Regions from separate parts of the Homo sapiens genome. Here all the other regions are linked to region 3. Evidence: chromatin loops called from intact Hi-C (ENCODE). Cell type or tissue: PC-9. All regions are shown on one strand. Region 1 holds the start of LOC105372908 (a long non-coding RNA gene). Region 2 overlaps ANGEL2 (angel homolog 2). Region 3 holds the start of ATF3 (activating transcription factor 3).

Region 1 (8,000 bases), 95 kb before region 3:
TCTACCTACCTGCCCATCTATAAAAATGTTTGGAAGTCTTTCCTCCCCAGTGGTTATCTTCTTATCTCTTCATCCTTTTGACCCAATGGCTTTGTAATTCCATTATTAGTGGTTTTTTTTTTTTTTTTTTTTTTTTGCAGGGGGGTGAATGAGGTGGGATTTGGAAGGATGTTATCCACTGTTACATAATATATCACGCCAAACTTCATAGCTTAAAGCAACAATAATTTATGATTTCTCATGATTCTAGGAACTGACTGGGTGACCCCTTTGCTGGTTTCACCTGAGTTCACTCATACTGCTGCATTCAGTTATCATTGGCTGGCCTGGAAAATACAAGTTGGTGCTAGCTGTTGGTTGGGGTTCCTCAGTTCTCCCCGCTTGGTCCCTCATCTTCTAATATGCTAGACTAGCTTATTTAAAGGGTGGTCTCAGGGCAATGTTCCAAAAAGTTAAAGGCAACATCACTTCCACTGAATTCTGTTTGTCAAAGCAAGTCAGATCAGATTTAAGACTTTTTATCTTGATGGGAGGACTGACAAAATCACACTGTAAAGAGGCTTGTTTCAGGAATGGGAGAAATTATTGCAGCTATCTTTATGAAAAATCTATAAGAAAGTGAGAAAAAATACATGCAGAATGCTAATCCACCACGTTTAGCAGGAGGTCTTCCCATGCTGTTTGTATTGCCCCACACCACCATGGTCTCTGTCCTGTAGGCTCATATAAGACCTTTTATAGAATTTTGTTAACCAAACCCTCATGGCTTTAGGTAGTTACAAATACATATACCATATCCTCATGCTGGGGAAAGAAGCAGAACACACTAATTATCACTAAAGGATTTGGAATTGGAGAAACTTGGGTTCAAGTCCCAGTGTCACTACTTATTAGCCCTATTACCCTGGGTAAGTAATCTCTCTGAGCCTCAACTTCTTTAGCTATAAAATGTGGTTTTGCAGCTGGGCACAATGGCTCACACCTGTAATCCCAGCATTTTGGGAGGCTGAGGTAGGTGGATCACTTGAGCCCAGGAGTTTGAGACCAGCCTGGGAAACATGGCAAAACCCCATCTCTACTAAAAATACAAAAATTTAGCTGGGCATGGTGGTGTGCCCCTGTAGTCCCAGCTACTCAGGAGGCTCAGATGGGAGGATCTATTGAGCCTAGGAGGTTGAGGCTGCAGTGAGCTGCCATCAAGCCACTATCTCTAGCCTGGGTGACAGACGGAAGCCCCGTCTCAAAAAAAAAAAGTGGTTTTGCATATAATAAATGAATTAACATACGTAAAACGCATACTTAGCACACTGTCTGGCACTGGCAAAGGGATCAAATAACAGTAGCATCATTAAGTGTTTTTTGGGGAACAAATTCACATCTCTAATAATATAACCACTGGAGATGGAATTTGAGAAAGAGTCTAATTTAAATCCAGGCTCCGCCACATAATACCTTACAGGACTGCTGTGAGGATCAAAGGAATTCAAGCAGAAAATGCACCTAGAAGCATGCCTGGCACATCACAAATGCTCAGGACATGCTTTGTGTGCATCCCTGATTTCTTAGGTCACGGCACCAAGCATGAGCTCGGCTCCAACAGGGCCATTGTGATGAATAGCACCTGTCAGGTGTGGGGTGCGTTTTCTCCCACAGGGACCAGCCGCAGTGTGAAAAGCCATTTTGTCTCTTCTTTGGGGTTCTTTTACTCTTTCTCACACTCTCAGGTGATCAGCTCCCAGGCGTGCCTGTCTCTACATCTACAGCTCTGGTTATTAACCTGTGTCCCGTTGGTGAGCCTCATGGGGCTAAGATTAAAGAAGGAGTCAACAGGATCTGAGAAAGAGCCAGAGGGGCTCTCCTGGCTCTTTCTGGTTTTTTGTTTGTTTGTTTGTTTTGTTTTTTGTTTTTTTCTGGTCACCCGCAATTCCGGAAGGTGTTTTCTTACACTGGTTCTTCTCATACCGTCAGGGAGGGGAGTGTGCTTCACAGTGAGTGACATTACAGACCCCATTTCACTGCCTAGCCACCTGCTTTTGCAACCTGCCTGGCCATCAGCCATTTGGAAAATGTGGATAACTAGAAAGGCAACCACCAGTGAAGGGAGCTGGTTCTCACCTTGTCCATGCTACAGATAGTTAAGTGTCAGGCAGTCTGTGTGTCCTGAGCCCTGTGTGAATACTCCATCCTAACCTCTGGGTTTGGTTATATCAAAGAAAACCCTCATACTGCCCCTGGGAGCAGATGGGGAAGGATCAGATTTGTTTGGCGAGTTACAGTGACATCTGTCTAAGGAGATCACCCGCAATTCTGGAAGGTGTTTTCTTATGCTGGTTCTTCTCATACAGTCACATTTATGACTAACTTCTAAGGCTGGAGATTTTTCTCATAAACATAGTGTTTTGTAGTTTTTAAGGAAAAAAAAAAATCCCAGCAGAACTGCAACATCTAAGCTAAATCTTCTTGCCCCTGAAGTTTAGTTATTTGTCATTGTCCTCATTTGTGACTCAAAGGCAGAGAGAAGAGGGTTCACCAAAACACTTTGAAATATCTGTTGGCTGACCCAGCTGGGGAGGGCTGAGCAAATGTGGTGAAGAGGAGCAGAAGAGTGGCCTGGAGCCTCACTTGGGCATCCTGGGACACTCAGTGGCAAGCAGAAAGGGAATTCTGGAGCCCGTGGCGCGTAGTGTGAGGTCTAAGCAGATCCACTGCAGGCACCACCTCCTCCCCTACTGGAGGCTGCCTGCCCTCCCCAACTGTCCTCACCTACCTGCGTCACTGGCCACCACTGACCCTCTGGTGGGGAGGTAGCCAGACCCAAGGCAGCTGGGGCCAGGGTTCCCCAGTTAGCTGATGCCCCTCACCACAGGGATTCAGTGACTCACTCTGAATGAAGCATCATAAATTTCTTCCTAATAGCACACTTGTCACTGAACCATTCCAACAATTTGGCAGGGCAAGCCATTTGGCTCAAGGCAGCAGAGGTAATCCTCTGTTTATAAAGTGTCTCCTGCTGAGCAATGCAGAGGGGTGAGGACCCCTTGGTAGTCGATGTCACAACATCCATTTTGAGCTGGCATGATCATGCCCACTTTACAGATGAGGGAGTGGAGTCCCAGGGAGATCACATGGGAAGAATTAGTGACTCAGCCCCTCAAGCCCAGCTGGGACAGACCCTGGCACCTCACCCCCAGCGGGCAGCACCGTGAAGTGGCTGGCAGCGGGGGCCTTGGCAGAAGACAGCTAGGGTTTGAATCCTGGTGCTGGGTGACCTCAGACAGGTTCCTTAGTCTCTCTAGGGTCTCCTTCCCTCATGTGCACAAGGAGGATAATGCTTAACTCAAGGGGCTTGCGTAGAGATTCAGCACAGTGCCGGCGCCCAGCAAGCGCCCCTGAGTGGCTGTTTGCTGGTGTACAGTCTCCAGGTAACCGCCACGTGCCTCCGGGTAGTTCCCTCAGCATCGCTACTGGGCGCCCTGTGTCCTTCCTGTGGCACTCTATCCTCTCATTGTTCTTCTGAGTAAAGAAAGGTGGCCATCGACATTATATTATTTAATACTCCCAGGGGGCATTTGGGGAGGTATTATTAGCCCTAGTTGACAGGGGTGGGAACTGAGGCTGAGAGTTTGGGTGACTTCTCCAAGACCCCCCAGGGGCGTGCCAGAGCCAGGGTCAGACTCGGAATTCATTCACCAACACAACAGTTGCCAGGGGAAGCCCATGGTCGGTGACCAGCTGCCACCAGGGAAGTTCCGGATGCGGCTAAGTATTTTTGTCGCTGCATTCTTCCCAGGCAGCTCACTCCCTGGACTCTGGACAGTTGCCAAGGAGGTGTGAAGGGAAGGCAGGAGGAGGACTTCCTGTGGAGGGCGCAGGCCAGGCAGTGAGGCAGCCGAGCTGTCGCTTCCGGAGCTGACATTGCACATCTCGCTCATGCATGCGACACTGCTGCAGACGAGGCTCAGTGCCGTCCCCGTTTTCCAGAGGCAAAGGAGTCACAGAGAGCTCCCGTCCCTTGCCCCGCCTGCCCTGGCGCCCACCTGTGCTGCTGCCCTACTGCCTTCCATCAGGGAGGATAAAGCCGACCGGGGCAGTTTGGAAACCACATTCAGACCAAATGACCCTTCCCCACCACCGCGGGCGCCGCAGCCCTCTCTACCTGCAGCAGCCTCTGGGCCTCTCACCAAGTAGGCCGCAGCCTCCTTGAGCTTCTGCGTTGGGGGCGGTTGGGGGTCAGGGAGGGGCCTCTCCTGCTGTCGCCACGCATCCTGGGGACACAGAGGTGGCATCAGTCTGGGCAGCGTCTTCAAGACTCCACACCTCAACGCTACCTCTCTGTGCCGGCCATGAAGCCGGGACTTCGTTAGAGGACCCGGCGGGTCCTGGAGCCGGCAAGGACTTCGCAGTGCTCTGCCCGCCCCCCGCAGCCTCCCAGCCCCCGCCACGTGGGCCCCGAGCGCGCCGCCGTGCCCCGCGCCCCTCCATCTCTACGCTCTGAGCCGCGCGCCCCCGCCAGGTCCTCGCGGACTGGAGGCGCCGGCCCCAGCCAGAAACAGCCGGAGCCAGCGCCGCCGGACTGTGCTGGGCTCGGGCTGAGGAAGCTGAGGGACCCAGTGGCTCCCCAGGCGGCCTCCTGTGAGGGGCTCAGGAGAGCGCCTGCTCCAGAGGCGGCGGGCCCTAGATCCTACAGACCGCCTAGGGGGCCACAGTCGGGCAGTCCAAGGCTGCCCTGCGGCGACCCGGCCTATGTCACAGGATTTCACAGCTGCTAAGGGACTGGCCTCCTCTGCCGTCACCGACACCCGAGAGGGAGCTGCGGGGTGGGGTAATGGTTTAAGTTTGGGGTTCCAGAAGCTTAGGGTGGAATGACAACCCCCCCCCGCCCCGCCCCGCCCCGCCCCGCCCCGCACACGGGACGTGTCTTTCCTCCGAGGGTGACCCTGGGGAGGTCCTTTCACCTGTGGGCTGTCTCCGCACTGCTTCAGGGCCTGTGACATGGAGGGCTGCTGTGGAGGAAGGAGCCTAGAACTTGCTAGACCTTCATACACACCTTCCCGGGAGCCTGGCCTCCCTGCAGAGCAGTCTCTGACACAGAAAAGGAAGGAATTAGCATAATCACCAATTACACTCTCTCCACTAGCTTCCCTGTGAAAATAATTTGCCGGTGCCCAGAGGCAGGGCTCCTCTAAACAGCCACCAGGTCGGGCGACGTGAGGCTCAGGGAATTGTGGAATTAAGCTAATTAAGTGGAAGCCGTCCTCCTGGGGCTGTGTGTTCCTGCGGCTCTGAACGCATCGTCTTACACACAAAAGCAGCTCTAGAAAATGTGGAGAAGGCACGGAGTGATGCCAATGACGAAGATGATTAGAGGGTTGGAAAATGAGATGGATGTCAGATTAAAGGTTAAGGCAACTAGGAGTGTTTAGCCGGAAGGAGGAAAGAATGAGGAGCAGGAGCAGGCAACTTAATCATCTTTTCCCATGTTGCGTGAAGAAGATACCCCTCGGCTCCTTCCCTCCCCGAGACTGCGCTCTCCCGCCCTCACTCCCTGTATCTTTATCTCACGCATATTTGTGTTCTATTTACTTTTCTCTCTTTTGTTTTTTTCCTTCTTTTCTTTTTCTGCTTTTTGTTTGTTTTGTTTTGTTTTTTTCTTTTTCGAAACCAGATATCACTCTTCCAGGCTAGAGTGCTGTGGCACGACCATCACTGCAGCCTCCAACTCCTGGGCTCAAGTGATCCTCCCACCTTAGCCTCCCGAGTAGCTAGGACCACAGGCATGCGCCACCACACCTGGCTAATTTTTAATTTTTTTGTGGAGATGGGGTCTTGCTGTGTTGCCCAGGCTGGTCTTGAACTCCTGGCCTCAAGTGATCCTCCTGCCTTGGCCTTCCAAAGCTCTATTTACTTTTCAATTCATTTTGACCTTTATGGAGCATCTACTCTGTGCCAGACACTTTACCAGATTCTGGATCTACCAATGATGAAAAGACAGGGTTTCTGCCTTGCAGGTCAAGTAGAGAAATGAGTCCATAACCTCAAACTATGCATACTGTAGGACTGTAGTGCTTCAGGTGCTACGGGAGCTCAGGAGCACTGTGGGCTGCTCAGCCCTGTCTGGGCTTCAGGGTAGTTTGATGAGGTGATGCCCAAGTGGAGACTTGAAGAATGAATCAGTGAGCCAGGTGAGGACGGGTGGGGAGAGCATTCCAGACAGCAGAAGCAGCCTGAGCCCAGAATGCCAAATGCAGTGTTTGAAGGCAACTACGGCTGGCCTTTACTGAAGCCAAAAGTAGAGAAGCAAAAAGGGTGGTTCAGGGTGTGGCCAGAGGGCCAGGCAGGGCCCAGATCCTAAGGTCCTGCACCCTGGGATAGGGAACATGAGCTTTATCTGGAAACCAGCACTTCCCAGAGTGTTGAGAATAATATAGGTTACATGCAGCGTTAATAAAAGTTCCAAAATAAATAAAAGGTGCTTCTTGGTAAAATAAGTTGAATTGACCTTGAGTTAAACCAGTGATTCTCCACTAAGGGCTGATTTTGCCCCCCGCCCCCAACCCACCCAGGGGACATTTGGCAATGTCTGGAGATATTTTTGGTTGTCCCAATTTGGGGGTAGGGTGCTATTGGCATCCAGTGGGAAGAGACCAGGGATGCTGCTTATCATCCTACAATGCACGGGGCAGAACCCTACAAAAACTGCTTCCCCCTCCTCAGACTCCCACAGCCCCTGCACAGGCCCTGCAGATTGTTCGTCTCTGTACTGTCATGGTCTTTTCACTGGTTGGTCTCCCTGCTGGACTGTGCAGGTCCTAATGGCTGGGTTCAGGTAGCCAGGATTTGGAGGAGGACAGAGGAAGATGTGGAATAGAGGACATCCTGGCAGGGTTGGATGGAGGCGGCTACACTGGGTGGAATCTGGCTCTTTGGGGATACTTCTGCCATCAGTGTTGGTGGTTGATTCTAGAGGCTGTTTCCATTCTAGCAGCCCCTCACCAGCGGTGCCTGGGGCGTGGGGAAATTAGACCTGACCCTGAGGAGCTGGCCAGGTCAGTTAGAGTCAGGGACCTGCTCTCTGCTGGGCACTGTGAGGGTGCTGGGAAGACCATCCTCTATGGCCAGGTTCTCCCCTGTTTAATTTTTCTTCCCAGAATCTTGTAACATATCTGTTTTTTAGTTGGTTTGCCTGTCTCTTCTCTCTCTCTTTTTTTTTTTTGAGACGGAGTTTCGCTCTTGTTACCCAAGCTGGAGTGCAATAATGCACAATCTCGGCTCACTGCAACCTCCGCCTCCTGGGTTCAAGCAATTCTTCTGCCTCAGCCTCCTGAGTAGCTGGGATTATAGGCATGTGCCACCACACTCGGCTAATTTTTTGTACCTTTAGTAGAAATGGGGTTTCACCATGTTAGCCAGGCTGGTCTCAAACTCCTGACCTCAGGTGATCTGCCCTCCTTGGCCTCCCAAAGTGCTGGAATTACAGGCGTGAGCCACTGCGTCTGGCCACCTGTCTCTTCTCTTCACTCCACTCCCCACCCCCGAATGTCAGCCCCATGAGGGCAAGGCTTTTAATCTGTTTTGTTCATGGCAGTATTCCCAGTGTCTAGAGCAGTGACTGGCATGTAGATTGTGCTCAACTAAAATTTGTTGAATGGGCCAAGCACAGTGTCTCATACCTGTAATCTCAGCGCTTTGGGGGGCCAAGGGGGGAGAATCTCTTGAGGCTAGGAGTTTGAGACAGCCTGGGCAACATAGTGAGACTCTGTCTCTATGAAAAATTTAAAAATTAGTTGGGCATGGTGGTGCATGCCGGTGGTCCTAGCTACTTGGGAGGCTAAGGTGGGACGAGCGCTTGAGCCCAGGAGGCAGGTTAGAGTGAGCTATGATTGTACCACTGCACTCCAGCCTGGGTGACAGAGCAAGATTCTGTCTCAAAAAATAAAAATAAAAATAAAAATAAAAATTGTTGAATGAATGAACATCTGAATCCCTATCCTGCTCTACAG
Region 2 (8,000 bases), 390 kb after region 3:
CTGCAGACTCTATATTAAAAACACTCTATCACTCTATTTTGACATATCTCAATTCACTCATCTTTTAGCATCACCCCTAAGTAAAAATGGCTGCAAAGGGCAATGAAATAGTTTAGTAAAGGCAACAGTACAGCTTATACATCTCAGTATACCTACCACAAAACCTTCAGGCACAGAAGTACGAGTATAATAGTTTATTACCTAACTTACAGGTACAAAGTGCAAATGACTTGACGCCTCTCTTTCCCCAATCCCTTGAACTCTCTGGATCTCAAACTTTCTTTAGGAAAGCAAAGGTTAAAAGCAGACAGTAACTAAATTCCAAATAAAGACAAGATTTCAAACATGAATATTATCTTGATAGCAAAAGGTACAGTAAAACCAAAATTTCATTACTCCACAGTTTACCTTTCCATTTAAAACTTGGATAGTATAACACTTGAGACTGAGAGATTTGGTTTCAGGCATTAACCAGATTTAATTGTTTTTGGCAGGTAAGTACAGGCTCTGGCAGAGTTACCAACTATTCTGGTCAACAAAAGTAAAGACAAGTGGATAATTATTTTTAGTGGAGCTTTAAAAACCTGTGAGAAGCTCACATTGACTTTTTGGCCTCCAGTCCACAAAATAATACTTCATTTGATAAGCTAAAGTAAAGAGCAATTTTATGGATTAACTCTATCAAAGTGAAGCACATGAAAAATGGGCCTAAAGTCACAATATATTAATCAGGATATAAAAAATTAAATTTTCACAGAGGTTTTCAGGGATGTTTGTTTGTTAACAATGACCTATATGTAATAATGTTATTTGTTAATAAATTCACACAACACAAAGCAGTAATTAACTAATGAATTTTCATTTTTCTTTCCCCAATATTAAAAAGGGATAATTATACTATCATTATAATTTGATAATGTCTATATCTGCTAATTAGGGCACATAATATCCTGCAAACTACTACTATAAAATGTGGGAAATCCTAGAACTATAATTAATACTGTAATTAAAATCCCCCCAAAGGCCAGGCATGGTGGCTCATGCCTGTAATCACAGCACTTTGGGAGCCCGAGGCGGGTGGATCACCCCTGAGGTCAGGAGTTCAAGACCAGCCTGGCCAACATGGCAAAATTCCATCTCTACTAAAAATACAAAAATTAGCTGGGCATGGTGGTGCATGCCTGTAATCCCAGCTACTTGGGAGGCTGAGGAAGGAGAATTGCTTGAACCCAGGAGGCGGAGGTTGCAGTGAGCCGAGTTCGCGCCACTGCACTCCAGCCTGGGCGATAGCGTGAGACACCATCTAAAAAATAAAAAAATAAAAACCCCCCAAAATGAGAAATTAAATATTTAAACATATTCAATTACAATTTTTACTAGACAAATCTTATAATCCACATGCCTTCTCTGAGGTTTTCATCTGTTTGTTTTTTTAAAAATAATTATAGCAAATGCTTTAGTACAAAGACTTAGTCCAAGACTATTATTGTTTTCCAATTTAAGGTGAAGCATTCTATTAATAAAACTCACTGTAAAAACATTTACAATTCAGTGTAAAATTACTACTTAGTAAAAATGCATATAATTCCTTGTTCCTACTGTCTACAAAAAAGGAAATTTCCACTTTTTATGTTTTAAAATTGATTCAAACACTTGTATAGAGGATTTATTAAACCTGCTCATAACCACTTCATAGAAAGTGTCAGCACCATCTCATACTGGTGCATCACGGTAAAAGAAAACATTTTAGAAACAAAACCACTAAAACCAACAGTTTAAATGACTATTTACAGAGCATTAGGTCTCCAAGTTAATATCTCCCCACTAGAGTTTTACAGGCTTCCTCATATTTCTGAGGCTTAACAAAAATAATTTTATAGCTGCCACTTTGTTCCAAAGACAAATTTCCTAATAAAATAAATTTCTATAGAACTGGTTCAGTAAAATAAAATCTCTCCCCTAAACCAGAGATCTTAAAACTGAATTTTTAAAAAATGCTGCCATGTGCAGTGGCTCCCGCCTGTAATCCCAGCACTTTGAGAGCTGAGGTGGGCGGATCACCTGAGGTTGGGAGTTCGAGACCAGCCTAACCAACATGGGGAAACCCTGTCTCTACTGAAAATACAAAATTAGCTGGGAGTGGTGACGCATGCCTGTAATCCCAGCTACTCGAGAGGCTGAGGCAGGAGAATCGCTTGAGCCCGGGAGGCAGGGGTTGCAGTGAGCAAAGATTGCGCCATTGCACCCCCAGCCTGGGCAACAAGAGTGAAACTCCATCTCAAAAAATAAAATAAAATAAAAATAAATAAATAAAAATGCTAGGGAAACAAAGGTATATCCCCAGTCTCTGCCTCTATTAAGCCCACCTCTTGTCTGTTCCAGGGTGAAAGAGTGAGCTTTACACGTTATGCTGGCTTATATTTCCCAAACATTTCCCCAACACGATGCAGGCATATTACATGGCTCAGGACAGTAATAAGATGGATTAAGCATTCTGTACAACTTAAAAAGCATTATCAAACCCCTTCAAAAACAAACTAAACAATGGCTGGTTGGATACCTGTGAATGACCCAAGGCTTTCTAAGATAAACTATTTAGAACTCAATAGAGGGGTCTCCTAATGAAATCAAGCCTTCTGGAAAGGAAACAACTTGTAGTTTGCAAGAACTCAAAGATACTTTGGATCCACTACAGAGCTTGCCAAAATTATGAAATGAAATTTTTTACTAAGCAGACAAAGGAAGATGCATTATATTTAAAAATCACTGTCAATTTTACTAGGATTTAGAATATAAAACCTTTACATCTCTTTTACAATAAAGAGAATTTAGAGCTCACTTGTCACGAAAATATTTTTCATTATTAAAAAAAATTGTTATAAAGTTATTTCTTCTGATATGGAGTTTCAAAGCATCTAACATAACCGCTTCAGAATCTCCACAGTGCAAAAATAAACAACATGCATACACTTAAGAACTTTACATTCTTTGAAAAACAATACAAATTGGAAAGAAAATTAGTATGTGATCAAAGAGAGTCAGAGCTCAAGTCTGAACTTTGCCAATAAAGGCAGATGATCTGAAGAGTTATTTTCGTTTGGAAGTCCATTAACAGTCCATAAGTCTTGTTCTGTAAGAAGTGACAGTCTAGCTAGAAGTTTCAAGCCACCAACCAAAGCAACTTCAGCTCCTACATTAAAGAAGCACACACATATTTAGTAAAATTGTCAACGGGTTATTGTAAATTAATCATACAAGTCTTTTCTCCAAACAAATATAGAACTTGAGGCCCCTCCAGAAGACTAAAAACTATGACACAGTTTTTAGAATATCTAAGCTTTATTGAATTATAACCTAATTATAATTATCAAACACACAGCAGTTTGAGATATTTTTTCTATTTCCAGCTCTGTAAACAATCTTTAGAAGAAAATATAAATGAAATACTTAAGAATGTTAAGGGTAATTTGTGGTTGACAACTACATAAGAAACTCATCCAGCAACCATTCTGTAGTTGCATAAAGCCAGAGACACCGGGCCACAGCCCTGTAGCAGTTTATAAGGTGAATGGAGAATAAATTAGTATAATTTAGTCCCAGATAGTCAGCACCCACAGAAGTGAAGATGACATGCTCTTTTTGAAATGCTGATCCATAACACTCTCCTGCCACCAAGTGAACTTCTGTCAGCATGACAACTACGAAAACCTTACTATAAATTCAAAGCAGCAGGCATATTTTTTGTAGAGTAGATCTAGTGGCAGGAATAAGTCATCTCGTGAGTGTTACTAATAAGGTTATTCCCAGAAGAAAGGAGGGGGGAACAAACAGAGGGGAAAAGGGTAAAGAAAAAGAAGCATCCAAAAAAATGGAAGAGAAAAAAATGAAAAAAATCAGAAAAGAATAAAACAGCTGCTCACATTCCAAAGTTTTCTTAAAGGTATTTTTGTACTTCCAGTAATCTTAAACTGCATTTTCTTCTCCACTTTAAATCCTTTGGCTAATGTTTAAAACCTGATTTTCGGCCGGGCACAGTGGCTCACGCCTGTAATCCCAGCACTTTGGGAGGCCGAGGCAGGCAGATCATGAGGTCAGGAGATCGAGACCATCCTGGCCAACACGGTGAAATCCCGTCTCTACTAAAAATACAAAAAATTAGCCGGGCATGGTGGCGGGCGCCTGTAGTCCCAGTGGCTCGGGAGGCTGAGGCAGGAGAATGGTGTGAACCTGGGAGGCGGAGCTTGCAGTGAGCTGAGATAGCGCCACTGCACTCCAGCCTGGGCGACGAGCGAGACTCCGTCTCAAAAACAAACAAACAAAAAAATTATATAGACTTTTCTGACCGAATGTGGTGGCTCATGCCTGTAATCCAAGCCACCCTGGGAGGCCGAGGTGGACGGCTTGAGCCCAGGAGTTTGAGACCAGCCTGGGCAACACGGTGAAACCCTGTCTCTACAAAAAATACAAAAATTAGGTGGGCATGGTGGCTCATGCCTGTAGTCTTAGCTACTCGGGAAGCTGAGGTGGGAAGGTCACTTGAACCCGGGAGACAGAGGTTGCAGTAAGCCGAGAATCATGCCACTGCACTCTAGCCTGGGTAACAGAGCGAGACTCTGTATCCAAAAAAAAAAAAAAAAAATATATATATATATATATATATATATATATACTTTTCCTCCTCAGAAAAATCCAATATTCCAGAGTCAACATGACAGCATAAGCTGTGTTGCTGGCAGTGTAACTATGGTCCTCCAATGAAGGCAGGACGCCTCGGTAAAATTTAAGCACAAAACTATGATGACCATTAACAACATACTCAGTTCCTGTCACAGGAAAAACAGTAAATTTATGGCAAGCAAAAAGAAAGGGCAATATGAAAGACCTATAACTCAGAGGCTGACTGGAACTGGAGGGTAGGACTGCTAATGTAATTCTTGGGTAATAATTTGCTTGGATGTGTTTTATTGCCTCCCTCATATGCAAGTAATCAACTGATTTATTCAAATATATTACCAATCTGTCTATTTCGAAATATTTTTACCTTCTAGATCTAGAACTTCAACTGGATGTTTAGAGAGCTTTCTTAACTTTAACCTTGAGGTTTTAGCTACTGTGCTCTCTAGGAGAATTTAAGATTACATGCATTCCTTACCTGGGTGCCCAGCAACATCTTCCTTTTCTGCAGAGTAGAAAATATAATCCACAGTTATGGCACTTCGGGAATGACAGGTGGTCACTTCTGGAATTCCAGTGTCAGGAAAGTAATGTGAATAAACAGATGACAAACTGAAATGGTGCTGTAAATTTGAAGACAATCTAAATAGAAAAGAAGAAGTGTTTAGAATCCGAGTTTTTGTAACTTCAAGAATTCCTCCTATCTGAATTTCTTTTTCACTTAATTTCTAGACTAAGACCAAACATTAGGACAAGCTTTATTTAAAAAGACCATATCATAATTTAGTATTAATTTACTTATGCAGTGATATCTAAAACCCATCAATAAAGCCATTATAAATGTGGTTTTTAAAAAAAGCTCAATAATTAACATACTAATGTGTTTTTTCATTATTTATAACGTGTGAATGCCTCCACTTACTAAAGAACATGTATTCTAACAAGTTTTATTGTGTTTTTAAGAAAGAGAATCAAGGGGGTCTTCAGGAACACTATTTGGAATCCTCTAGACTTTTGATGACAGAGAGGCCATATTCTTCTCTAATTTTTCTTGCTATCACATATAATTTTGTACTGCATCTTAAAACAGCTTCTCTAATGGTTTATTATATTTGCCCCATGCACAAATATATGTGATGTTATGAGTAAAAGGTTTAAAGACTATTTTCTAGTGATACTTTATGAATCTTAAGGATCTTTTATGCCTTGAAGGAAAATAAAATTAAAAAAGAAACTTATCCAACAAACATTTACCAAACATCTTCTAAGTTCTAGGCAATATGTCAGGTGCTGAGAATACATAGATGAAGATGTTTCCCTTGCTTTTAAAGTGTTCATATGTCAGGAACAAAGGTAAATCCTTAAAAATGCCCTCTAAGTTTTATTAGCAACTTTTTATGTCTAAGGATTTATAATATTAAACATAAAATAGGGCCGGACGCGGTGGCTCACACCTGTAATCCCAGCACTTTGGGAAGCCAAGGCGGGAAGATTGCTTGAGCTCAGGAGCTCGAGACCAGCCTGGGCAACACAGTGAGACCTCATCTCTACAAAAAAAAAAAAAAAATCTAGAAAAGTAGCTACGCGTGGAGGCACATGCCTGTGGTCTCAGCTACTTGGCAGACTAAGGTAGGAGAAAGGCTTGAGCCTGGGAGGTGGAGGCTGCAGTGAGCCAAGATCATGCCACTGCACTCTAGCCTGGATGACAGTGAGATCAACTCTCAAATAAAAATAATAAATAAAAATAGGTCTTCTGCAAACTCTTATCTATCAATTTTTCAGTTTACAGATATAAGCTATGCATATAAACACTCTGTATTTACATAAAGATACAAAAAAGTATCTTTTTTTTTTTTTTTTTTTGAGACAGAGTCTTGCTCTGTCGCCCAGGCTGGAGTGCAGTGGCATGATCTCAGCTCACTGCAACCTCCACCTCCCAGGTTCACACCATTCTCCTGCCTCAGCCTCCCGAGTAGCTGGGACTACAGGCGCCCACCACCACACCTAGCTAATTTTTTTTTTTGTATCTTTAGTAGAGACGCGGTTTCACCGTGTTAGCCAGGATGGTCTCAATCTCCTGACCTCATGATCCGCCCGCCTCAGCCTCCTAAAGTGCTGGGATTACAGGCGTGAGCCACCGCGCCCGGCCTCTTTTTTTCTTTTAATTTTTAGACACCAAGGGCAAGTAAGGTATCTATTTTTTAAAATTATTATCATTATTGAGACGGAGGCTTGCTTTGTCACCCAGGCTGGAATGCGGTGGTGCGATCTCGGCTCACTGCAACCTCTGCCCCCCAGGGTTCAAGCAATACTCTGCCTCAGCCTACCTGGGATTACACGTGCATGCCACCATGCCCGGCTAATTTTTTGTATTTTTAGTAAAGATGGGGTTTCACCATCTTGGCCAGACTGCTCTTGAACTCCTGACCTCGTGATCCACCCACCTCAGCCTCCCAAAGTGCCGAGATTACAGGCACGAGCCACCACGCCCGGCCAGAATGTTTTAATTTTTTTTTTAATAGAGGCAGGGTCTCACTGTGTTGCCCAGGCTGGTTTCAAACTCCTGGGCTCAAGCAATCCTCCCGCCCTGGCCTCCCAAAGTGCTGAGATTATAGGCGTGAGCCAACACGCCCAGCCAATATCTTTTTTATATCCTATATTGTTACAAAAAGATTTAAGAGTTACTCAAAACGAAGTACTTGTTAGATTAGCCTCCTTATTAATCTTATTCAAAGAAGTTTTTACTATATTGAAAGGTTTAATCATGAATTTTAAAATATTCATTTAAAAAATTTTTTTAAAAATTGCTTCCATTCTTACTAGTTCTTATTTATGTAGTAATATTTTCTCAAAACAAGGTATACAAAATAAAGATTGAGAAGCAGATAAAATAAATGAGAATTGGTCCCTAAATTTAAATGTTAAAACAAAAAACTATAAAACAGCCACAATATAATTAACAATCAAGATATTTCAAGAATCTCCCTGAGACAAGATTTAAGTCTCTGTCCTGTTTTATTAACATGTATCAATTTCTCAACCATAGCCCCAAATATTCCTATTTCTTTAATGAAGAATTCCAGCATCTTCACCCCTCTGACAATCTTCTCCTACAGTTCAAGAGATAAATTAAAATGATCATCTTTTCAACTGGCATATTCATTTTTGGATCAATTCTCTTATAGATGGTTTTGAGATTTAGTAAATCAAAGACAACTAAAGATCCTTTTGAGATCTGAAAGATATTTTTATGTGATCTTGACCTTTGTTTAAGTATGTGAATTTCAAAGAGTATTTGAGCTGGTCCAGGTCCACAGACAAGCTGT
Region 3 (8,000 bases):
ACTGCTAGAACCTTTAAATATCTCAAACTTTTTTGTTTTTTCTTTTGCGTTTGGCTCCCTGCAATGTTTTTCTGTTTAGATTTGGTTGCCACGAGTGGGCTGTTTTTAGTTGCCTAGTTCCTTCCCCTCCCCTTTTAATTTTTTCCCTTCCTTTTGCACATGTCCCAGCATGAAGTCTCCAACTCTTATCTCACTCAGCAAAACATACCAAGGCTGATCTGAATGTGGATTCCCCAGGCAATTCACCATCATAAAACCTCAGCAATCTTCAAGTCTCTGCTTAACCCTCTTTCATTGAGGATTAACCCCTGAAATCACCCTAGCCAGGGCTTCCTTCTAAGGCGAGACAGCCATTCTTTTGTTTGCATGGAGAAGAGTTTTGGTGTGGAAAGCTTTTCTGTCCCCTCCACTTCATGGCACTGCCTGTGTGTGTGCTGAGAGTGTGCACACTGGACATTGGTGGCATTAACTGAAGTCAGGGTAAAATAAGGATGCAAAGGACTCAGATGTTGATCACTCTCCTGTGGCAAAGACCTCAGGGGCTCTGCCTTGCTCTGTTCTTTTCCAGTCTCTCAATTCAGCAGGCATTTCACGGTTCTCCTGGGGGCTGAGGGGAGGGAGGCAGGCAGGAGTAGTTTTCGTTTTCCCTGGGTAAGAGTTTCATTCAAGTGGGAGTGGACTTAGTTCTCTGTCAAGATTCTTATCACTTTTCGGGTTTAGAATATCAGGATCAGACTTCCGTGAACAGCTGACAGCATTTCTATCCAACTTGGAGATTCCAAACTAAGAGTAATTAGAATGAAGCAAGATTGATAAAAAGAACTGGAGGCACAATGGTAATAAGAATAACCCGACCGGGGTGTTGGGGGCTTCTCCCCCCACCCCAATTATCCTTCCCTTGCATTGTTTTGTGGAGGACGGTCTGGCTGTTTGTTTACTTGACGCCCTAAGTTGAATTTCCCCTTAAGGACAGGAGCAGATCTCCACAGATCTGGCTTGGGTGTTTTAATGGAATCATAGTTCAACCTGTAAACTGGTCAAAATTTCTGTTTCACAGCAGAAAGAGTAAAAAGCTTCACGTGTTCTCCCTCCTCTCCTTGCTTCACTTTATAATGGTGCTATTTATTCCAGAACAATCTATAAGTAGATAAAATAGCTAAGTAGAGATAACAAATAACTTCATTCAAATGCAAACACTCCTCCACCTAATCCCGCCCGGTGTCCGCCGGGCTGCTCCGACACGCCCGGGGTTTACCTGCGCGCACTCCAGCGGGAGGGCGGGTTGTGGAGGTGTGCTGAGCGGCGCGCGGGGGTGAGGGCGTGGAAGCGGAGGGTGGGGCCCGGAGAGCCGTTACCAGGGCGAAAAGTAAAGCGAAAACACCCGCCCTGCACTTCCCGCGCGACGCCGCTGGAAATCGGTTCAGGTCCAGAGCAGGATCTCGGAGGATCCCGCGTGGAACTCCAGGGCTCCCGGGTCCGCCGGGGCGCAAAGACTTCCGAGGCCGCCCTCCGCGTGTTCCCAGGCCCGTGGAGAGGTGGGTGGTCTGAGTGAGGTCGGGCTTGGCGGCGAGGAACCCCGGTGGGGGGAACTGGGGACTTCAAGTGAGACCCAGGCTCCAGACACCTCTAGTTTCTACCCCAAATTACCAAACTGTGACCTTCGGCCGCCTCTCTCCCAGAGGCAGGTGGAAAGGAGCAGGTGTTTCTGCCCTTCACCGTGCCCCCACACCCTGCGGCCGCGCAGGTCTCCCTCCCAGGCAGGTGCGAAAGTCCCAGGCCACACTTGTGTCTACAAATAGTCATCCACGGGCAGTCAAGAAGGTTCCTTGGTTCTGCCGCTCTCTGAGCAGAAATTGTTGGGGTCGGGGAATAAGAACCAGGAAATCGTTTTTAAGGTTCAAACCCAGTTCTGCTGAGGTCTCAGCTCGAATCTCGGACCACGGGGCCCCGCCTTTCCCGCCACCCTGGCTTGAGGGCAGAGGGGATTTCTGCTGCGGGTTCCGCCTGTGGTCATTGCGTCCCCATTCCGGGCCGTCCGGTCCCAGTCCAATCGGCTCTGGGAGCAGAAGAACACGTGAAAGCTGAACATGGGTTTTCCCTAAATATTGCCTGAGAGCGGGGCGACCCCCAGGCCTGGGCAGGTTCGCGGACCCCAAAGCACCTTCTCTTTCCCCCTCCTCCTGGCCGCTGGCTTCCGCCCCCTCCTACCCTCCCACCGGGTTGCCTCTGATTCCTCCTGGACTCCGATCTTTTCACGCTCTTGTTGGTTTCACTGACATGTTCTTGTCAATTTCAAACGCTTTGTGATTGTAAAAAAAAAAAAATCGAACCGATACGGTCCTACCACTCGCCCTAGTTTCGGAGCCCGGAGCTGTCCTGCGTGTGCGTCCATGTGGAGTGTCCGGGGCTGCGGGCTCGGGCGCACGGTGCCAGCCGAGGGCTGCCCTCCGCTTTTGTGTTAACCGGCGGGCTTCTCGCGGTCCCCGCCGCAGAGGTCACACCCGGCGGGTAACGGCGTGGATACACCGAAGGGTGACTTTGGACACCTTCCCCACACCACAGACTAACGCTTCTGCCCCTACTCCGCCCCTGCTAGAGAAGTAGGAGGCCAGTGGGGGAGGGGGTATTTTCCTGAAGCTCCAGAAAATGACCACGCATTTTAGAGAAAGGTCGTGCCCGCTTCCCAGCCTCACCTAGTCTGGGCTGGGGCCGGGACCCGCCTCCCCACCTTCCCCGCCCCCCCCGCTCTTCAACCTAGCGGAGGGACAGATGCCAGCGCGGTGGAGTCATGCCGCTGGCTTGGGCACCATTGGTCATGCCTGGAACACGCAGCAGCGAGTACGCACATCTGGCGGCTATCCCGGGCGGCTCCGGTCCTGATATGGAGAGAGAGGGCGGGCTGGTGTGTGTCTCAGTGAGCGAGGCTGGGGGAACGCGCCTGGGCTGGCTCCTCCCCGAACTTGCATCACCAGTGCCCCCTCTCTCCACCCGCCTTCGGCCCCGCCTTGGCCCCTCCTCCACCCCCCTTCCTCCGCTCCGTTCGGCCGGTTCTCCCGGGAAGCTATTAATAGCATTACGTCAGCCTGGGACTGGCAACACGGAGTAAACGACCGCGCCGCCAGCCTGAGGGCTATAAAAGGGGTGATGCAACGCTCTCCAAGCCACAGTCGCACGCAGCCAGGCGCGCACTGCACAGCTCTCTTCTCTCGCCGCCGCCCGAGCGCACCCTTCAGCCCGCGCGCCGGCCGTGAGTCCTCGGTGCTCGCCCGCCGGCCAGACAAACAGCCCGCCCGACCCCGTCCCGACCCTGGCCGCCCCGAGCGGAGCCTGGAGGTGAGCGCTGGAAGCCGAGGGAGTGAGCGCGACGAGGGCTGCTCGCCTTCATTCCCTTCGCGCCCCTCTAAGTAACCAGTCCGCCGACCCCTGACCCACCCCGGATCCGCGCCCCCAGCCTCCGGCTTGGAAATAACTCTGGCTTAAACTTCTTCTAAGCCACCGCTGCTCCTCGGCGCTTCGAAAAGTTTCCCGCAAAGCGAAAGAACTAACTTTCTCTTTTGACTTGGGGCGCGAAAGGTTCCTGGTGACGGAGGTCGGGCGTCCACTCTGCCGCCAGCCTCGAGCGCCGCTTCTCTCCGCCGACGGCGCTGGCTTGCCCGGCTGGGAGAGGGCGTAAGGTGGGTGGGCGGGTGCGTTGGGGTGTCCGAGGCTGCCTCGCTCGCCGTCCCGCTCCATCCCTCGCTTCGAGACACGGCACTGTGGGAGCCGATCCTTCCCGGGTGGGGGGGGGGGGGCGCAGAGAGGCACGAAGGCCGGAGGCTTGCGGGAGGGCTGCCCCACGCGCCGAGAGGAATGAATGGGGAAGGGGCGAGAGGGCGGGAGGCGTCCCGGGCGCGGCCGCTGGGGGTCGCCCTGGGTACCCCGCAGCACTGGCGGCAGGACCGTGAAGGCAACCCCGAGAAAAAGTTAGCTGGGATAAGCTTGGAAGTGGCGAGCGCTGGTGTCGCGCTGTCCCGGGGCGGAAGACGGGGAGGGCTCCCGGCAACGGCTGGTGTCCGGACCCCGAGCCCGGGACTCCCACACACCTGGGACTCTCACTCTGGCTTTTCCTTCGGCGGGTCCGCGGGAGACCCACCGTGGCGGGGAAGCGAGGGTGTGGAGCCACTTGTGCAGATATTTGAGAGAATGGCTTTGTGGTCTAGTGCCAGGACTCTGAGCGCTTACACTGCAATCGATGTCGTTGGGCCTCAGTATGCGGAGCCGGGAAATAAGGGCACATGGGCAGTACCGGCCCCCTCTGCGTGTTGGAGGGCACAATGCAGTGGTTGGACCAGATAACTACTAAGGTCCTTTCTGTCTGGAGATTTTCAGATTTTGGAGTGGTGTAGTGGGGAGAAAAGGAGCCAGTGAGGGGACTTGAATGGGGTGGGTCTCTATCTAATGTCATTCACCAGTGTCCAGACAGTGGGGGAAAGGGGACTTTTCTGCAGGGCATCTTTTCCCTCACCAGCTTTCTTTCCACTGGATTCGTTCTCCTTCTCTGCTCCCCCCACTCCCATTTTCATTTCTCATCTACTTCCTTTCCTCCTAAACATTTTCTTTTCCCTAATTTCATTGCATAGGTCACATATGCTTTCTTACAAATAAAATAGTTACTAAATCCTTGATGAACCCAGAAAGAAAAGGAGAGCCAGAAAATCTGGATGTTCTCTCAGTGTACCCCTTTCGTTGTAGGTGACAGTCATATCTTCTGTTCGAAGTTTCTGTCTCTGTAACTTAAAGTGAAGGCAAAAAATTGGTATTACTGTCCCCATTGTTTTGCAGTTAGCATTGGTTGTAGAATAATGCTACAACATACAGGCTCCTGCTTTGAGGATATCCTGGGCAAAGATGGGATGGGGTGAGGATTGCAGTTACTGTCGGAATGGTTTCAGAGACAGCAAAGAAGGCAGCACCCCACGCCCGCAGTGGGGATAAGATACAGCACCCAGCATCTGTGGCAGTGATGGGAGCCTTCTTTTTCTCTCTCTCTTCCTCCTTGCCCTTTAGCCATTATAGAATTCCTTTTTCTCCATGGCCGTTTTCTTCGATAGCCCCTCCCTATCTCAGTCCTGTCAAAGTCTCCTCTGTGATTGGTACCAGGTGCCAGGACTCTTGACCCCTTATCTACCTGGCTAATGGCTCTGTTCTCTGGTTGCCTTGTTGGTTGATCCCTTGAGGCGGTCGATACCTATTGGTGATGGAGCAAAATGAGCAGTCGGTGGGTGTTCAGCAGCTTGGCATGGGCTGGGCCACTCACCAGCTTTATGACCTCAGGCAAGTCATTTTTACCTCCCTGGACCAATGTACTCATTATGAAATGAGAATCTGACCTAGATGATTCTAATATTGAGAGGGTGTGATTTCCATTAGATAGAGTCCATGATTCCTTCCTTTTTAAAATTGGCTGGGCATGGGACAGGGCCAGTGGCTTCGAGTGTTTACCCAGCCAGGGGAGGAGGAAGGACATAGCCAAGATGCCTCAGAAGCTTTCCAAGGGAGAAATGGTTTATATGTGAGAATTGGTTCTCTTTCAAATATGTAATGCAGAAATGCTGGCATCAGCAAATAGTGGGGTGAAACCTACCTGGTCTGTGAAGAACTTGGGGTCAATGAGAGTACAAAAGAGGCTCTGACTGACCTGAATGTCTTGAAGGTTCCAGTTAATTCCTCACTAACAGGGCTTTATTGAATTGATAACAACAGAATGAGTTTTTCCTGAAATGGAGAAGATGGAGTCACAGTAGTAATGACTACCCGGTGTGTATGTAAATCTCATATGTCCTTCTCAACAGCCCTTTGGGGAAGGCAGTTTTGATCTCAAATTACAGAGGAAGAGAATGAGAGGCCCAGAAAGCCTAAGTGATTTGTTGGTGGATGCTCAGCTTATGAGTGGCACTGATAGGCTTAGAAACATTGTCTCTGGCCCTTGATGCCCAGCTTTGCACCTCTTCAAGAGGTCTGGGAGGAAGACCAAGATATGAAGAGTTAGTGAAAGGCCAGTACTGGCTTCCTAGTAACATAAGATGGTTAGCAAGCAATGCTTAGTGGAAAGAGGATGAAAATTAAAAGTGAAAATTCAATGTAGCTGTAGCTACTAGGAAATAAAAATCTGGGAGCTGAATTTCCAGTTAAAGGAATACATGAGTAAACTTTCACTTTCTTGAAAATGATGAAACTGCCAATGATACAACATGATTTCTGATTGGAAATAATCAAGCAGAAACAAAATGCAAGTTCTTGGTAGCAAGTCTGAACAATTTTATGATCAGCATAGAAAGTCAACTCTGATCTGAGGTCCCCAAACAATTTTTTTCAATGACCGGGATGTTTGAGGATCTCAACTTTCTGAAAAATTGTGTGAAGATTTAACTTCATTTCCTTGTGGGGACACAGCCGTAGTCTAGGCTGAATCATACCTCGAGAGACTGAGTAAAGGAATAACTAGAAAGTATCCCGAGAAGTTAAGCTTTAGCCTAGTGCCGAGAAAACCCAAATCTCGACAGATACATCTGTTTTATTTTCTGAAAGGCTTTTAACATTTTTACAACCATTTATGTCCCCAAGGAAGCCCACCCAATGCTTTTCATAAAAGCATTCCATACCACTGACATTCTTCAGCTTCTTTCATTGGGACTGCTGACTTTACATAAGAAGAAGGGTAGGGGGCGGGAGTCATAAACAGCAGACCCCAAGCCCTGAGAGCTCATTAATAAACCTAGTTGGATGGCAAAATGGAACTACACTCTACTGCAGTGGAATTCAAAGTCCCCGTGTAGAAGGGAGCCATCCAGGCCTCCAAACAAAGACCAGCCCAGTGGCAGCTCTGAATGTCATCCCCGAATCACTGAGTTTTTAATAAACTTGGAAAGGGAAGGGAAACATGAATGCATGGGAGAATCTTAAGCCTCTGGCTTTAGAAGGCTAGTTTCTCAGAGTTTATTGCCTGACAGCGACAAGTATCCTCCCAGCATCCTAAGATTATAGGATTAAATTGAGAGAAGAACTTCAGTTCTGACTCATGACACAGGGCTTTGGGAAAAGAATTACATACATAGCCTGGGTTTCTTTGACTAGTCAAGGGCAGATTTCATTGGCCTGGAAGTCTTGCCTCCATTGGTGTATGTTAGATCTCCAGGGGGAGTTTGAAGTCAGGGTATTCTATTCAGAAGCCTTTGAGATCAAAGTGGGTGACCAGCTGCCCTCCTTCCTGGACTCCACAGAGCCTCTGTCAGAGAGCCAGCCCTGGGCTGGAGAGATCTCTGGGAGGCCTAGTAATCATGGAGCTCCTGGCCAAAGAATGTTTTCCAGGGCATATTCATGTATTAGTTCCTCAATTCCTCATAGGATATTATGGGAAAATAGGGCGATTATTACAAGCCCTCTTTAACAGAGGAGAAAAAGCCACGGGGAGGTACAATGATAACACATAATGGAGTAAGTGGGCTTCAAATCTTCATCTTCTGACCTCAGTCTGGGAATTTTGTGGATAAGAGACCCACTTGCTCACACTCCCAGAAGGCAGTTAGCAAGCAGCCTGGGTATGCACCGTGACATAAAGATTAGCAGTTCATTAAACAGAGTTCAGTTTATCCCGAGGAATCTTTACTTAGCCTCCCCTCTATCACTTCATTTCCAGGCCTCCCACCTACCTTAAGGCCTGCCCCGAGAAAATTTGCTCTGGTTTTTTGTTTGTTTGTGCAATATAACATAATGCTTGTTTGTTTTTGTAATGTAGAATAATATTTGTTTGTTTTTTGCAATGTACAAATTAAGGGCATGAATCCTGGAGCCAAACTAACTTAATTCCAAATCCTGATGCTGCCCCATATTAATTCTGTGAATTCGGGCAAATGACTTAGTTTGTCTAAACCTCAATTATCTCATCTATAAAAGGCAGCTAGATCTTAACTCACTGGGTTCTCGTGAGGATTAAATGAGATAGTGCCCCTAAGGTTTCTGGT

The links. Peaks named below come from ENCODE experiments on the same cell type or tissue, not always from the same donor. Only the 100,000 strongest peaks of a DNase experiment are listed, where the experiment ranks them.
Region 1: a loop joins it to region 3, with 14 times the contacts of the local background. A loop is called at or near these places in 5 of 110 quality-filtered maps.
Region 2: a loop joins it to region 3, with 25 times the contacts of the local background. A loop is called at or near these places in 4 of 110 quality-filtered maps.

The regions. Positions count from the first base shown.
Region 1 is chr1:212,510,368-212,518,367 of GRCh38, forward strand. It overlaps LOC105372908 (a long non-coding RNA gene), which reads right to left and starts at 4,415. Exons shown (of 2, transcript XR_922579.1): 1 at 4,157-4,415. RefSeq lists an enhancer at 3,674-4,401. In PC-9, a CTCF peak has its summit at 3,946; DNase peaks (open chromatin) are centred at 2,914 and 3,804; H3K4me3 peaks cover 612 bases; H3K27ac peaks cover 1,247 bases.
Region 2 is chr1:212,992,003-213,000,002 of GRCh38, forward strand. It overlaps ANGEL2 (angel homolog 2), which reads right to left. Exons shown (of 9, transcript NM_144567.5): 8 at 5,153-5,316; 9 at 180-3,190. The coding sequence ends at 3,039. Among named protein-coding and RNA genes, the nearest start is that of ANGEL2, 20 kb to the right of the region's middle. In PC-9, CTCF peaks have their summits at 3,684 and 3,883; no DNase peak of the experiment used is centred here.
Region 3 is chr1:212,605,598-212,613,597 of GRCh38, forward strand. ATF3 (activating transcription factor 3) reads left to right here and starts at 3,164. Exons shown (of 4, transcript NM_001674.4): 1 at 3,164-3,333. RefSeq lists silencers at 1,256-1,435, 2,826-3,035, 3,656-3,795, 3,806-3,985 and enhancers at 1,832-2,789, 2,790-3,747, 3,486-3,545. In PC-9, a CTCF peak has its summit at 3,895 (motif pointing right); DNase peaks (open chromatin) are centred at 2,914 and 3,604; H3K4me3 peaks cover 3,720 bases; H3K27ac peaks cover 737 bases; H3K27me3 peaks cover 4,064 bases.